Regions from separate parts of the Mus musculus genome. Here region 2 is linked to region 1. Evidence: chromatin loops called from intact Hi-C (ENCODE). Cell type or tissue: gastrocnemius. All regions are shown on one strand.

Region 1 (8,000 bases):
AGTGAAGTCCACAGTTAAGAGACTTTGAATTTTAAAGTACTTTGAATTTTAAAAGATACTGGATATTTTAAAAGGATTGAACTTTTAATATGTAAAGACTGTGGGGCTTTTAAATTTATTTAAGATCTTGGGGATGAATAAGAACTAAGGGTTGAGGCTTACTAGTGATGTATTTGTATGTCATGTTGACAAGGGGGTCAGTTGTACTGGCTAGTTTTGTGTCAACTTGACACAGCTGGAGTTATCACAGAGAAAGGAGCTTCAGTTGGAAAAATGCCTCCATGAGATACAACTGTAAGGCATTTTCTCAATTAGTGATCAAGGGGGAGGGCCCCTTGTGGGTGGGACCATCTCTGGGCTGGTAGTCTTGAGTTCTATAAGAGAGCAGGTTGAGCAAGCCAGGGGAAGCAAGCCAGTAAGGAACATCCCTCCATGGTCTCTGCACCAGCTCCTGCTTCCTGACCTGTTTGAGTTCCAGTCCTGACTTCCTTTGGTAATGAACAACAATGTGGAAGTGTAAGCTGAATAAACCCTTTCCTCCCCAGCTTGCTTCTTGGCCATGATGTTTGTGCAGGAATAGAAACCCTGACTAAGACACCAGGCCTAATAATCTAAGCTCAGTCTCCAGGACCCAGGTGGTAGAAGGAGAGAACTCCTTCATTTGTCCTCAAACTTCCACTTTGCACAGTGTGGTGCATGGGCCATCCCCCAAATAATAGACAAATAAATGTAATTAAAAAATAATCACACTTGACCCCAAAGTTCTTCAGACCCAAAGCAGAAAGAGAAACTAAAGCTGTCAAGAAGCTGCCCTTCTCCTCTTAGGAGGCCCCTCTCCTCCTCCAACACCCCTCCTGGCAGGTACAGCAGCCTCTCGGCCTCCTGTGCCGTCCTCACACAGAAGTCCTGTTTCGAGGCACCTGATGTACGGAAGACACAAAGACCAACTTCTCCACGCTCACAAGTCTCAGCTATGGCTGCCAGCTTCTCCTTGGCCTGTGCCAGGTGATATCACAGAGTCAAGAGGTAGCAGCAGGGACTGCTCAGGAGAGGACCCACTCACGGAGCTGACAGACACATCCCTCTTCCTCAGAGGATGCTTCGGGGACCCTGGCAGGCGAGAGCACACCTAAGGAAAGGGTAGGTGGTGGAAGAGAGGAGTCATGGGAATTAGTCACACAGAGACCTCTGAAAGGTGGGGAGGCTCTTGTAGGGAGACCAAAGCAGCAGGGCCGAGAGAGCCACTAGGCCTGGGAAGAGATGTGGAGGGAGACAGAGCAAGGAAGAGGTAGTTTTGGCTCCACAGCTGGGCTCACCAGCAGCTCAGTTGGCAGCCATGCTTCAGCTAAGCAAGCAGCTCAGCTCCCGTCTAAACTTTAATCAACGGCTCACGGACCAGACTCCAGCCAGCCATGTCCTGAAGTAGGTAGGGAGAGAGGTGTTGGAACCAAGAAGCTGTGTGTGGATTCTATAGCAGGTCAGCTGGGAGCCATTGAGTGTCCCTTCCTGCACAGATAAGAAGAGAGAACACGTGGGCTGAGCTGCGTCTGTACAAGGGGGCAGACGACCTATTTGGACTCAGCGAGCCCCTAAGACTTGGCTTTGCATCCCCTCTCCTTCAGTTCCAACAAACCTCAAGTGAGACATTGAATTTGCCAACCATGCCAGACATGGTGGTACATGCCTGAAATCCCAGCACATGGGAGGCAGAAATGGGAGGATCAGGAATTTGAGGCTAGCCTCAGCTACATGGGAGGTTTGAACTATGTGAGAGCCCATCTAAAAAAAAAAGGCAAAAAGAGGAGAAAGAGGAAAAAGAAAAGAGGAGGAGGAGGAGAAAGAGGAGGAGGAAGAAGGAAGAAGGAGAAAAGAAAAAGAAAAGAATTCACTAATCCATTGAGGTGTGAGGAGAGGATAGCCAAGGTGTTCACTCACCAGATCCTTACCCGGAAAGGTGGGCCTCAGCAAAGAGACATCAGCACCCCGATTTTCCCCTTAGACCAGGCTGGCCCAAGGGATGAATGGTATGGATCACATTACCATACCGACTGGTCTAAATGAGAATGAAAGAAGGAAGCTGCAACCAGTATCATCTGCCCCATGTAACTTATTAACATCCAGGCGAGATTAATCAAGCCCAGAAACCTCGAGCAGACCCCTAATTAGTTGCTGCTGATAACTATATTTGTCATGCTCTCCAATTATTCCACTGTAAATTTCAGAGTTTAATTGCACCTTCTTCTTCATTGAAGTGTCACTATTTGCACACGCTCCCCTAATTCTTTAGCAAATTTGACAAAATTCAGCATTAAATATAGATTATCTTTAGATTTCCATAATTAACACAACCAAACTGACTCAGGCCTAAATATTTCTCCCAGCACCATAAATCTGGCCTGTCCCTGGTACCCAGAGAGCCGCCTCCAGCTCCTGGGCAAAAGCTGTAGGGAGAACATACATGCACATCTATGAACTTGTATGACACCCCTGTGCAAGGATGGGACAGGAGGTGGGGCAGGCTACATTCAGAGCACACCCCTGCAGACACACCCCTGAGCAACTCAAGTTGCTAGAGTGGAGCCTGCTTACAAATGCCACGAAATGCTGGAGCTAAGATGGGTGAGTTAAGGTGTATCGAGCTTCCCATCACTGGGGGAGTGCAAAGACTCAGTTGAGTAAGATGTTGCACAGGCTACGTATATGAAGGGTGGGCTTATCGCCTCTGGTCCCTTCTATCATTCTCTAAGGAAAATGGCTTTAAGAGTTCAGCCAGGATGGGCGTGGTGGCACATGCCTTTAATCCCAGCACTTGGGAGGCAGAGGCAGGCAGATTTCTGAGTTCAAGGCTAGCCTGGTCTACAAAGTGAGTTCCAGGACAGCCAGGGCTACACAGAGAAACCCTGTCTGGAAAGAAAAAAAAAAAAAAAAAGAGTTCAGTGGGGTGAGTAGGATCATGGCTGGCTGCCTAGGGCAACCTGGGCTGGAAGAGTAAAGAGATGAGAATGCTGGCACCTCTAGGGCCTGCCAGGGGCTGCCTGTGGCAGAATGGAGGACGCTTGGGCATTAGAAGCAGTGGACTGTAGTTCAGGGGCTGCCTCCACCACCCACCTACCAGCTACGTGGCTTTGGGCAAGTTCTTTAATGTCTCTGATTCTCGTTTTCTTCACTTGAACAAGGTGCTATAATGATCTAGAGGCTCAATCATTGAAGCTTGCAAAAGGCTGACCTTTCCAAGGCTTTCTGAAGAACTGTCCGGTCCTCAGTAAACTATAGTGATCAGAATTAACTCACAGAGCACCACCTCTCCCTCAAAGCCAGGGACCATAGTGGCTGCACACATCCTGATACTCTGTGACTGCTCCCTACGACCCTCGTCTTTTTCTGAGGACCAGGAGTCCTCATTCTGAAACCATTTGAGCCACTGCAGACACTCAAGCCAGCTCAGGTCTCTCCCTGGACATAGAAAGATGGCAGCTTGACACCCCGCCTGTCTGTTGGCCATCTGCCTCTCTGTCGCTATGAAATTGACTCTTAATCCCTAGGCCCTCCTAGCTCTGCCGTCAGAGATGGCCCTGCCTGTCCTGGAGAAACATCCAGTGAAAATCAGTAAGGACACTGATTTTTTTTTCCCAGATTTGCTGAGTCTATTCTGAGGTCCCTTTGCCTTTGCTCCCCTCCCATCTCAGTCCTTCAACTACCAGCAGAACATCTAAAGGGGGGCAGGTGACATGGGTGTGAGGGTGACCTAACTTGGCTCTTTAGGGCAGTAAGACCGTGGGCATGTCATGGATTTTGAGAGAGAGAGAGAGCAACTTATCTGGGGGTCCCTGTCTTCCTACAGGGCTTAGGCAGAGAGGTTTATTCCTGTCTGCCTGCATGTCATGCCTATTTGCATGGGCCTCTGAGCATCCATAAGTATGTGCATATATGGAATATGGCTAAGTCTGCAGCAAACCCCAGTGATACGTGGCCCTGGCCCTTGGGTCCATCCAAGTCAAGCCTGGGGTAAAAGCTTGACTTGGGATGGACCCAACCCTGTGGCTCTCTCTCAAGGCCAAGAGCTAGGTGAGGCTACCCCACGGTCTTCTACCCATCCATGTCCCTATGTATTCTCTTGAAATGGTACACACGATAGACTTTGGGGGGCCGTTAGAGTTGGAATTTGGGGAGCTGAGGTGGGGAAGGCTTATAAATACCTTCTCTGCTCCTATCATGCACTACATGGCCCAGGTAGGTGCATTTAGCATTGGCCAGTGTATACTTAGCTGATAAGACTGCAGAGAATGGGATCTGCGTTGGCAGTGGGCCAGCCATCTGGCATAGGGCCTGCCTGGGTCATGCCCAATATCAAGGTCAGTATCAATGGGACAGTGGTCCTTTGTGGCTTATGGCTTGGCTATAAACTGAGTCTCTTGCCTCAGGCTTCCCTTCCACCCTAGACCGGTTATGGACTGGACTTGATTGGCCTTGTGAGCCCCAGAAGGATACCTGGATACCACACCCTGGTATTCCTCCCTCCTTTTTTTTTTTTTTTTTTTGATTGGATGAAGTGAGATTGTGACACGCAGTAGGTGCTCAGTAAGTACTTGTTAGCATGAGCTAAGCCTTGACCTTCTGTCCACAGAAGCGCTCTGCCTGCACTCTCACCTGGCAGAGCCTTTAAGAAGTCCCACTGCTAAGTCCCTGCAGGGGAGAGGGAGCCCCACTTCCATCCCCCATGGTCCCCAGCTCCTAGCCACACTCTACCCCAGCCCCAATACCGATTCTTTCCATCAATAATGGCCTGGGGCAACCACACTTGGATGCCCACCCAGATCAATAACCGGCGGCTGCTATTGATCAGCCCCTGGGGTAATGAGAACCAGGGGAGAAAATAAAAGAGACAAGGGATAGGCAGAGAGTGTGGCCATGGGCCCAGAGAGAGGGCAGCCCCAGGGAGCCCTAGTAACAGGATAGGGCAGGCAGACAGGATGAGATCACCAGAAACCAGAGGCAGGGTAAGAAGCTGGCCAATGAATAGAAGGCCTCTGGGAAAGACAAGAAGTGAAGGAGGAGGAAGAAGAAAGAGAGGGGAGGAAAGAAAGAAAGAGAGGGAGGGCGGAAGAGAACAGAAAAGAAAAGAAAAGAAAAGAAAAGAAAAGAAAAGAAAAGAAAAGAAAAGAAAAGAAAAGAAAAGAAAAGAAAAAGAAAAATGGGGCTGGTGAGATGGCTCAGTGGGTAAGAGCACCCGACTGCTCTTCTGAAGGTCTGAAGTTCAAATCCCAGCAACCACATGGTGGCTCACAACCATCCGTAATGAGATCTGACTCCCTCTTCTGGAGTGTCTGAAGATAGCTACAGTGTACTTATATATAATAAAAATAAATAAATCTTAAAAAAAAAAAAAAAAGAAAAAGAAAAATGGCAGTTTGGCCCTGGGAGAAAGTTCTAGTTCACAAGGAGACTCCAGGGAAGGAGAACCAGGAGTAAAGCCAGGATTCGCACACATATCTGGGTCCTCCAGGGGACTGAAACTGTTTACTATATCCCACAGTGGATCCAAGATGTCACTGCAGGTCTTATGACCTGGTGCAATCCCATGCACAGTCCAGTGAGAAGTTTCAGGGGTGGGGAGGTATCCCACCCAGGCATTGAGATATCAGCTCGGAGCTCATCCATACTGTTGGGGGCTAGAGATAAAGGCTGACTAGGTGCAGGGGGCTAGAGATGAAGGTCGACTAGGTGTTGGGGGCTAGAGATGAAAGCTGACTAGGTGTAGGGGGTTGTAGAGACGAAAGGTGACTCTCAGCAGCAGGCCTCCTAAGTGGTGCTAGGCTAGAGGATTCATTCTCTGTCCCTACCAATCTCTTGGTCCCTTCCAAACTCTTTGGATTGCATAGAATGACCATGGACAAGTGTGGTTTCCCATCTGCAAGCCAAACGGAGTTAACAGCCATCTTGTGAGTACCGGAGAACCTTAGTAAGGGTGTGAGCCCCATAACCATCAGCATCACAAACACCACTATCACTATAGGCTCCTGCTCTTGGTCTCAAAGCCACCAAGGTGAGAGTGCTTTGGATATGAGTAGGGCTCAGGGCTCAGATCAGACATGATGCAGCCCCTCTCACACTGCCCAGCCCTGCTGGCACCTCATCTCTTGGAGGGGCTGTCTATGCCCTGGTGCAGATGATCTCAGCAGAGCCCTCGGGCCTTGGAAGTCTGTGGAGCTTTCCCTTAGCCCTTCATTGACCCACCCCACCCCACCCCCAGAATCAAAAGCACCTGCAGCTGGAGATAGCTGACCCACCTCCTCTGACTCAGTCTAAAAGTAAAAGGCCACGGCCCACGGGAAACGTGTGGTGCCTTCCAACCTGCTACAGAGATAAGAAGGGGAGATGTTAGTGCCCAATCTCAGGACCCCTTCACTTGTTTGGTAATTTACACACCTAGGGTGTCCTGTGCTGGGGCCTAGATACAGAATGACTAGACTGGGGTGTAGCCCTCTTGCCAAGCAGACACTAAGTCCCCAGCACTGTGTAAGCCAGGCATGATGGTGTGTTCCTGGAATCACAGCACAGTGGAGGCAGGAGGATCAGAAGTTTAAGGTCTTCCTCAGCTACATAGTGAGCTTGAGGCGAGGCTAGGCTGAGCTACATTTGCTTGCAGCAAAAGCCTGACAGGCCTGAGTCTAATCCTTGGGATCCACGTAAAAGTGGGAGAGAACTGACTCCACAGCATTCTCTCCTCATATGTGTTCACAGCCACCTACACACACAATCATCATCGTCGTCATCGTCATCGTCGTCATCATCGTCATCATCATCATCATCATCGTCATCGTCATCAAGGTCCGTAATAAAGCCAGTAATCCCTTCCTGCCTATAGAGGCTGACAGAGGACCTAGAACCACTTGCAAGAAGAGCCCAGACCTACTGTTTCCATTTTCTCTTTTTAAGGAAAATTGCCCCATTTGTGGAAAGTATCTGAGGGTGATAATAAACCAGAGTCAACTGCTTTTCAAGGAATCTCCCTTCTGACAGCCACAGACCTCAGTAAACAACAGAGAAGTCTGAGGAACAAGGAGCCAGCAAAGGAGAAAGCAGGGCTGGCCTCTCCTGTCCCCAGCAGCCAGTGAGGGTGTCCTCCCAAGTGGGATTCTGTGGTGGAAAGAGCCAGTGTCCATGAAAATCCTTCTGGGGCTGCAGTTGAGGAGAGCTTTGTTTAGAACAGACTGGTCCCCACTCAGTGATGCCCTCCGACCCTCATCCCACACCTTTCCAATCTAGAAAGAAGTTGATGGAGCTGGAAGCCCTGGGACTCCAGCCTGACCCTTCCTCCACCACCCTAGTCCACTAAACAAGCAAGAAGGTAATGCCAGGAGCTGTTCTGCCCAGAGTGAAATAATAGCCATTGCTAGTGATGACTAAGCTCATGATTTATAGAGCACTGGGCAGCCCCCTGCAACGTATGGCTTTTTCATTTTACAGAAAAAGCAAGTGATAAGCAGTTTCCAGAGACTTGTCCACATAGGAGAAGGCAGGTGCGACGTGGACCTGAGGTCCAAGCCACATTCACACTGAGGATTCTGAAGGGAGGAACCAGGTTGCAGTCCTAGGTGGGGGGTGGGGGTGGGGTTAGGGGTGGATTGATTGATAGAAACCTTTGGATGAGAGGCTGACAGGAAGGGGAAGGAATGGGCTGCCCCAGGTGCTGTGTCTCCTGACCAGACCTCTGGGACCCTCGGGAGTGGGGGGCAGCGATAGAGTCCTGGTCAGCGGCCAGCCTGCCCTGGTGTGAGACCCCTTAGTGCACATCTGGAGCACAGGCCTTTAGGTGGGGACCACTGTGCTCAGGCTGGGTAGGAGGTGGTCAGAACTTTCTGGAGTGCTCCCCCCAGCAGGATGAGCCCAAAGACCCCCGGGAAGGTGTTAATGAAACAGGGAAGCTGTGAACAGACCCAGGAGTGATTCCAATCTGACACCTCCACCCCAGCCCCCCCCAGTAATGAGCTAGGACCTGC
Region 2 (8,000 bases), 540 kb before region 1:
TTGGGGTGTTAAATTAAGTGTTTTCCAATTGAGATGATAGGAGAAACCTGACCTTTAAACTGTTCATGTCCATAAAGGGAGATCAGGCTCTAACTTACATCTTCATGACAGGTAATGAAGATGGTGATGACTTTAACAGCTGTAGAATCTGGCTGCATCCATTATGTCAAACGACCTGGAGCAGCACTTGACCCTGGCTGTGTGATAGCCAAAATGCAACTGGACAACCCCAGTAAAGTTCAACAGGTGAGGAGGAAGGCACTGAAAACCGCTGCGAGGGTGAAAAACATGGTAGCTTGGAGGTGCTTGGTTTGCTGGTTCCTCGTCCTCTCCCATCCTTTCCCTCCTTCCGTCCTATTTTGCATATGTGTGAGAGTGTGTGTATGTGCTCTCTGCATGTATGTGTATCAGAAGAGGGCATTGAGTGTCCTGCCTTATCACGCTCTACCCTATTCCCTGGAGACAGGGTTTTCTTATTGAACCTGGAGCTAGGCTGGTAGCCAGCAATTCCCAGCAGTCCTGCTTCTCACCCCTCTGCCTCCAACAAGCACAGTGCTTTGTGTGGCTACACTCAGCGTTTTTCTGTGGGTCCTGGGGAGTCTGAACTCAGGTTCTAATGCTTGAATCCACTGAGCCATCTCCCCGGGCCCTGTTCTTCCCTTGTTTCCATCTTGAATTCCTGTTCTTCCTGTCTTTTATCTCCCAGAGTTTTGGGATTACAAGTGTGTGCCACCATGGTTAGCTTCATGTCAGCATTTTGTTAATCATTTTTTGTTCCTCCCAATTTTATATTTGTGCCTACAGAATTGTGGGACTGGAGCTTGCACTAGCCAATATAAACCTGAGATTCTGTCTTCTTCTCAGTGTTTCTTCCACTGACTTTTCTCCAAATTGGTGTGTGTCATGAAGGGATGTCTCAGTTTTGATGGTGACTGAATTGCAGTGGTTTTTGTGCCCAGAGTAGAAGGTAATGACCGATGATCTCTTGTGACCACAGGCTGAGCTTCACACGGGCAGTCTACCACAGATCCAGAGCACAGCTCTCAGAGGCGAGAAGCTCCATCGAGTTTTCCACTATGTCCTGGATAACCTGGTCAATGTGATGAATGGATACTGCCTTCCAGACCCTTTCTTCAGCAGCAGGGTATGAACCGCTCCCTTGGGGAGGGGATATACAAATATGTTCATTCTCCAGAGGAGTTTACAGTCTCAGGAGGAATTTTTTTCTCTTTTAAGATTGATTTTCCCACTCTTTCTGATGCTGGGGATCGAACCCAGGGCCTTAAACAAACATGCTATGTGATCACTGCACCACTGAGCTATGCCCTCAGCTCTTGAAGAATTTTTTTTCTAGGAGCAAAAAGTTATATGATTTGTAATCTCCCCACGTTTCTCAAAGTAGCCCTGGCTATCTTGAAACTTACTATTATGTAGCCCAGGCAATCCTTGAACTCACAGAGACCCGACTCTACCTTGGCCTTTGCCTCCCAAAGGCTAGGATTAAAGGCATGTACCACCATGCCTGACTGGACTTAACATTTTAAATCCTTGTTTATTAATTTTGTCATTTGCTTGGGATTATTCCTTTTTGAACTACAGACTGGGGTAGTATTTGGTGTTTAGGCTGCAGCTTTACAGTAAGCACCAGGGCGCTGCAGAGCTGGTTCAGGGTTGCAGCACTCGTTCCTCTGAAGAGGATGGATTCCAGCATGCACATGGTTCAACACCATCTGGAACTCTCAGGCACTCATGTGGTACACATTCACGTAAAATATGTAAATCTAAAGGAAGCACCAGCACTGTAGTGCTGGAGACTCAGGATCTGATTTATTTGGGGAGTTGTGTTGCCTTTGCGTCCCATTTGATTATTTCTTTCTGCACAGGTAAAAGACTGGGTAGAAAGATTGATGAAGACTCTGAGAGACCCCTCCTTGCCTCTGCTAGAGCTGCAGGATATCATGACCAGTGTCTCTGGCCGGATCCCCCTCAATGTGGAGAAGTCTATTAAGAAGGAAATGGCTCAGTATGCTAGCAACATCACATCAGTCCTGTGTCAGTTTCCCAGCCAGCAGGTATTTATGGGGCAACACTGTCATCATTTTCCCCTGGCAGCCACTAGAGTTCATGCTCTAGGAGGCCTCTCTGTTTGGCTACTCCTTATTGTCTGTGATTTTACCACCGAAAGCATTGAATCCTTCATAAACCTGCCTCAGTATCTGAGTTACTATATGTGACCTATAAAATATCTCACACTGTGTGAGGAAAGCGCTGTGACTATGTATTCCATATCACTGTGCTTTCAGGGAGAGCCCCTAATTAGACGTGTTTCTGTGAGATTGACAGCCAGGATATTGGTAATGTGTTTGCCTGACACTTCCTGACCACCTCAACGGCATCTTTGTCCTTTGCCTGTAATGCATGGTGAGGTGGGGAGTAAAGGTGGGCAAGAAAGGGACCAGGAGTGAGGTGTGGGTTTTGACCTTAGACAGCTTCTTGCCCATCACACTCTCTGTCTAAATTTAGTTCCATGATGTGGTCCTTAGTCTATCTGGGAAAGAGTGAAAAAAGTTTAGAAAATGCTTGCTTCTTTAGCAAGTGTCTAAACTTGTACTAACTTAATAGTACTGACAACATGTCAGACCCAGGGTTTGTCATGGTGTAACCAAGGAGACTCTTTGGTAGTGGTGCTGATGCAGAGGTATGTGCACTGGGGCCTGCGGGCAGGGGGAGCTTCATTTTCCTTATTTCTTATGCCTTAGATTGCCAACATCCTAGATAGTCATGCAGCTACACTGAACCGGAAATCTGAGCGGGAAGTCTTCTTCATGAACACCCAGAGCATTGTCCAGCTGGTGCAGAGGTAGTCACGTGGGTCTCCAGATCTCATGCTTGCTTTGTTTTCAACTGGGCATAAAGATTTACTTCAATCTGACTTTCAGAAAAAAGAAAGTACTTTATTTCTCAAAAAGTCTGTTACATCTTGTTACTACTTAGATCTGTGACTGAACTCACTCATTATTTCTGTTTTTATGATACTCTGTCAGTTATTATGGCCCCAAAATTCTATTGTTTTCTTTTCATTTGTTATGTTGATGAAGAGCTTAGTTTTTCTCCTAGTGGAGACTCCAACATGGTATTCATTCTTTCTAATTTATGGATCCAGGTATTTGACTAAAAAGCTGTGTAGAACATTTTCAACTTTTAAGATACTTAAAACTTTTCAAAAATCCCTTAGCCATTTCAAGCATGACTATAACTTCTGCTCAGCAGTGGGAGCTAAGTCAGGCTGTCGTTAGATCTGGGTATGGAGTGCAGGGTGGTATGATGGTGGGGTGCTATTTCTACTTTCCTTTTCCTCTGTACTGAAGTTAGTTTTCACTTTACAGTTTAAATTAATAATTTTCAACCTGAAAATATAAGCTATAGGTATACTCTGTATTCAGTGGGAGGACAGTTCAGGGACAATCTGGAGAATAGGTGTGGCCTCTGGGTTCCTTTAATGGTGTTGCTCTGTCTTGATTCATAGGTACCGAAGTGGCATCCGTGGCCACATGAAGGCTGTGGTGATGGATCTGCTGCGGCAGTACCTGCGAGTAGAGACACAGTTTCAGAACGGTAAGTCCATCTTGAGGCCTGTCTCAGGACAGTCACAGTTCTGAGTGAAATACCACATAAGAGCAAAGGCAGTTCATGCCGTGACCAACATTTCCTTCCCATGAACGAGCTTTTCCTTCTCTCACTAATTCCCTTAAAAACTAAACCTTCCATACTTCCCCAGCATGAACAAGAGTACTGACAACAGTAGAGAGGCTGGAACTTCAGTGTGCTTCTGAGGAAGGCTTGAGATAATTGTTCTCAGAGAGATTAGCATTCTCCATTGACATCTGCTTGACTGTGTGTAGTGAGAGTTGAGTCATGACCAACCTGGAATTGAAATTCCCTGTCTGAAGAGCTTGCCTCTCAGCAGCTAATCCAAGGCTTGAACCACAGGCATATGAGAAGAGCTCAAAATCTCCACTGCTTTTTAGTGTGTCATTTAGGTGGAATTTATCCCCGGCTTTCTCTGAAGAGCATCACTAAATGATGGATGCTCTTTAAGAGTGAAATACCTTGGTTACGATTTTAAAGCTACAGACTGCCATTTATGGCATTGTACCACAAGATGGCAGTGTAAAACCAGAAAATTGAAATAGCACCTAACATTATCTCTTCTGTTCTGTTAACTTTTGCATCATTTAAAAGATGTCTCCACCCTTCATGAGCAGTTAAATTCCACAAGTAGATATTAACAGGCTTTTAAAAAAGCCAGGTTGATGAATTTAGGGACAGCCGATGATGTTATTTATCATGTACTAGTAGAATAAGAGAGAATGAACAGGTTCATCATCTCAAGAAATTGGAGGGAAATTGGACAAAATTCAGTGTAGAATGACATGATATTTTTCCTGTTGATGTGTCCCCACTTCTCCTATGCTGGGGATAAAAATCACTAAGCTATACCCTTAGCAGGTCCACAGCCATTTCATGTGATATGTCATACGTCGTGGCAAGATGTTTAAAACATCAACTTTAGGACAAGGGCTCTGGTGTCACTGTGTCCACTCAGCACCATGCTGGGAGTTCTTGCTATTGCAGAAAGTTAAGAAAAGGATTTAAGAAATTCTAGAACAAGCTGGCTTTCCGCTGAAATCCTAAGACTTGGGAGATTCAAGGCCAGCCTTGGCTACGTGAGACCCTGTCTTAAAAAAATAAAAAGGCTTGAGGACGCATGAGTGCTTAGGTGTCTACTTGGAAGGCTCAAAGAACCCCCCAGGTTTATTACTAAATTATTTAAAACCAAACAAAATTTCTAAGTACAAACATCATACATGTAGGGCTTAGTGGTGAGTGCCTTTATTTGGGAGGCAGAGGCAGGCTTTGACTCAAAAAGAAGAAAAAAATCGAATATATATTCACTTGCAGCTGGGGTGCACCTCCAGACTAGAGCACTTGGCTGTCATGCATGAGACCCTGGGTTCAGTCCTCAACACTTCAGGAAAGGTTTTATTTTTTCAAACTTATTTACTTATTTTTGAGACAGGGTTTCGTTCTATAGCCCTGCTACCTGCCACTTGCTATATAGACCAGCCTGGCCTTGAATTCATAGAATTCCCAAGTGTTGAGACTCAAGGCCTGTGCTACCAGGTCCCACCAGAAAAGACTTCTTTACAGTAATTGTTTAGGAAAACAGTCTTGAAAAATATATCACTTAAAATCTCAGTTAAAATCCATGAAATATAAAGCCACAAATACAACAAAAATGTTCAGTCCTCTTCTGGAGGAGCTCCTGATGAATAAATAATATTAAAGACTGTCTAGGTCAACCTCAACAGCAGGCACTGTTACAGAGACCCTGACTCTCCCTGAATTCACTTGTCAATTGTTGACATTCCAATAAGTACCTTTCAGGGATCTTCATGAAATTTATCAAGGCCACTCTAAAATTTAAACAAAATTCTGGCAATAGCTAAGATATTTCTAAAATAGGTGAGGTTGTAATCCCCGCACTCAGAAGGTATCGGCAGGAGGATTGCTATTCATTCAAGATCAGGCTGGACACCACACAGCAAGCTGAAGGGCTCCCTAGTGAGACCCTGTTTCACACAGTAACAAAATGTGCTTCTAAAGAAATAGAAGGCAAAAAATATTTGCCAGATGAGATACCAAGGTTTACTATAAAGCCATATTAGTTAAGCAGCTGTGACATTTGTGGAAGGACAGAGTTATAGATGAAACACAACTACCAGAAGCACAACTACCAGAATCCGTACGCTTGCTATTCATTGCGTGATACAGTGGGCATTGTGATCATGAGGAAAAGGTAAGCATCAGTAGCAATACCAAGACAATGAGCCCGACATTCGTACCTCATTTCAGATGTTCAAAACCAATTTCAAGTCAAGTAAAGACAAAAGTATGAAATTTTAGGATATCCTTAAAACCGCAGGATAGGAGGAGTTCATCGAACTACAAACAGGAAGCACATCATATAAAGGAAACAACTGATTACTTTCGTCTGTTCCAGAATTTCTGTTCATTCCATGTACTGTTGGGAGGCAGAAGCAGGTGGATTTTTGAGTTCAAGGCCAGCCTGGTCTACAGAGTGAATTCCAGAACAGCCAGGTCTACACAGAAAAACACAGAGAAACCCTGTCTCGAGAAACCCTGTCTCGAAAAACCAAACAAACAAACAAAAAAATCGAGAACATGGGCCACAAAGTAAAGAGGAGCTATTTATAGTATTTATACCTGCAACAGGATTAGTACTAGTACGTAAAAGGCAATCAAATAGATAAATGGGCAAAAGAGAGTAAAAGATATTTCACAGAAGAGAAAGCACAAATAATCCATAAACTTCAAGAAAATGCTTAGTCCCATTACCAATCACAGAAATAGGAGCCCAAATCACAGATTTTTACAATCACATTGTCATCTTATACTGTCTCTGGGAGTGGAGTGCAAATGGCATGATTGCCTTAGGAAACTGCATGTCCATATTGAATAAGTCTTTCATAATGCTGAGTTTTTATTTATGCTCTTTAGCCTAGTGGTCTTACTCCAAAATATAAGGCCTGTTGGTGTCACTAGTGGTCATAGTAGAAAAAGAAAAGAAAGAAAGAAAGCAGAGGGAAACCCTCTGTATACAAATAGAATGAATGGCCTTTGAATTCTAGGATCTTCACAGTGGAATATTATGGAGCACTGAGAATAGATGATTCCTAGGAACACGTATAAACAAATGAGTCAATACATAGGCCTTCTGGTTTTTTAATCAGGTTCAAAACCAGGATATAAGAAGTTAGATATATCAGTGATAAATGTAAAGAGAACAAAAGAATAATTATTATAAATTCACCTGAGTATTTCTGAAGAAGAATACATAGCAGGTCACTTGGGAGACCGAGGCAGGAAGATTGCCAAATTTAAGGCCAGCGTCGGGCCAGATACTGAGAAATGCCTGTTTAGAAGAGGGGGTTTGGTGATTATGACTGGAGAGACGGTTCAACAGTCATAGCACTTACTGCAGAGTCACAGCCGCCTGCAACTCTAGTTCTAGAGGGTCCCTCGCCTCTCCTCTCCACGCTGAGCTTCTGCATACATGTGGCGCATAAGTACATACAATAAAATTAAATTAGTCTTCTTTTTTCCCCTGGCTTTTCAAGACAGGGTTTTTCTGTGTAGCCCTGACTGTCTTGGAACCGGCTCTCTTGAATTCACAGAAATCTGCCTGCCTCTTCCTTCCAAGTGCAAACGCCACCACTGCCTGGCTAAAGTAATAATCTTTTAAAGTTTTCTCTCTCTTCCTCTCTCTCTCTCTCTCTTTAAACTGAGTTTGATAGTGCATACTTGTAATTTCAGTACTTGGGAGGCTGAGGCAGGAGGATCTTGAAAAGATTTTTTTTTAAATATATAAAATACTGAAACAGCATTTCAAATTTTAGTATGTATTTTATTATATATATATACATATACACACATATATGTGTGTGTATAATGTATGTGTATATATAAATAAAATTTATGAGGTTTTATTCCTGGGCTAGAGAAATGGCTTAAAAAAAATAAGTGTTTAAAAAGAAGAATAAAATATAGAGAGTTGGCCCAGTGGCTAAGCATACTGACTCCTCTTCTACCTGAAGAGCTGGGTTCAATTCCTGTACTCACATGGCAGCTCACAATCCCTTGTAGCTCCAGTTTCCCAAGATCTTATGCCCTCTTCTGGCCTCTGATGGCATTGCATGCATGTGGTGTACAAACACATGGCAATCAAAGCAGTGCATACACATAAGATAATTTAAGAAAAGATTTATTTTTATTTTATAAGGGAAATAATGTGTGTTTGAATGTATGTATATGCATGTATACATGCCTCATGCCTGAAGAGGCCAAAAGGGGGCATCCCATTCCCCCTGGAATTGGAGTTAACAAATGGTTGTGACCTGCCATTTGGGTGCTGGGAA

Evidence for each region. A loop is a pair of places that touch in the nucleus more often than their neighbours do. Peaks named below come from ENCODE experiments on the same cell type or tissue, not always from the same donor. Only the 100,000 strongest peaks of a DNase experiment are listed, where the experiment ranks them.
Region 2: a loop joins it to region 1, with 4 times the contacts of the local background. A loop is called at or near these places in 26 of 42 quality-filtered maps.

What each region holds. Positions count from the first base shown.
Region 1 is chr11:84,800,261-84,808,260 of GRCm38, forward strand. No RefSeq gene overlaps it. Among named protein-coding and RNA genes, the nearest start is that of Mrm1, 15 kb to the right of the region's middle. In gastrocnemius, no CTCF peak of the experiment used is centred here; DNase peaks (open chromatin) are centred at 3,491 and 4,313.
Region 2 is chr11:84,260,513-84,268,512 of GRCm38, forward strand. It overlaps Acaca (acetyl-Coenzyme A carboxylase alpha), which reads left to right. Exons shown (of 54, transcript NM_133360.2): 18 at 112-246; 19 at 998-1,144; 20 at 1,884-2,072; 21 at 2,760-2,860; 22 at 3,527-3,615. Among named protein-coding and RNA genes, the nearest start is that of Acaca, 69 kb to the left of the region's middle. In gastrocnemius, CTCF peaks have their summits at 4,151 (motif pointing right) and 7,765 (motif pointing left); a DNase peak (open chromatin) is centred at 7,765.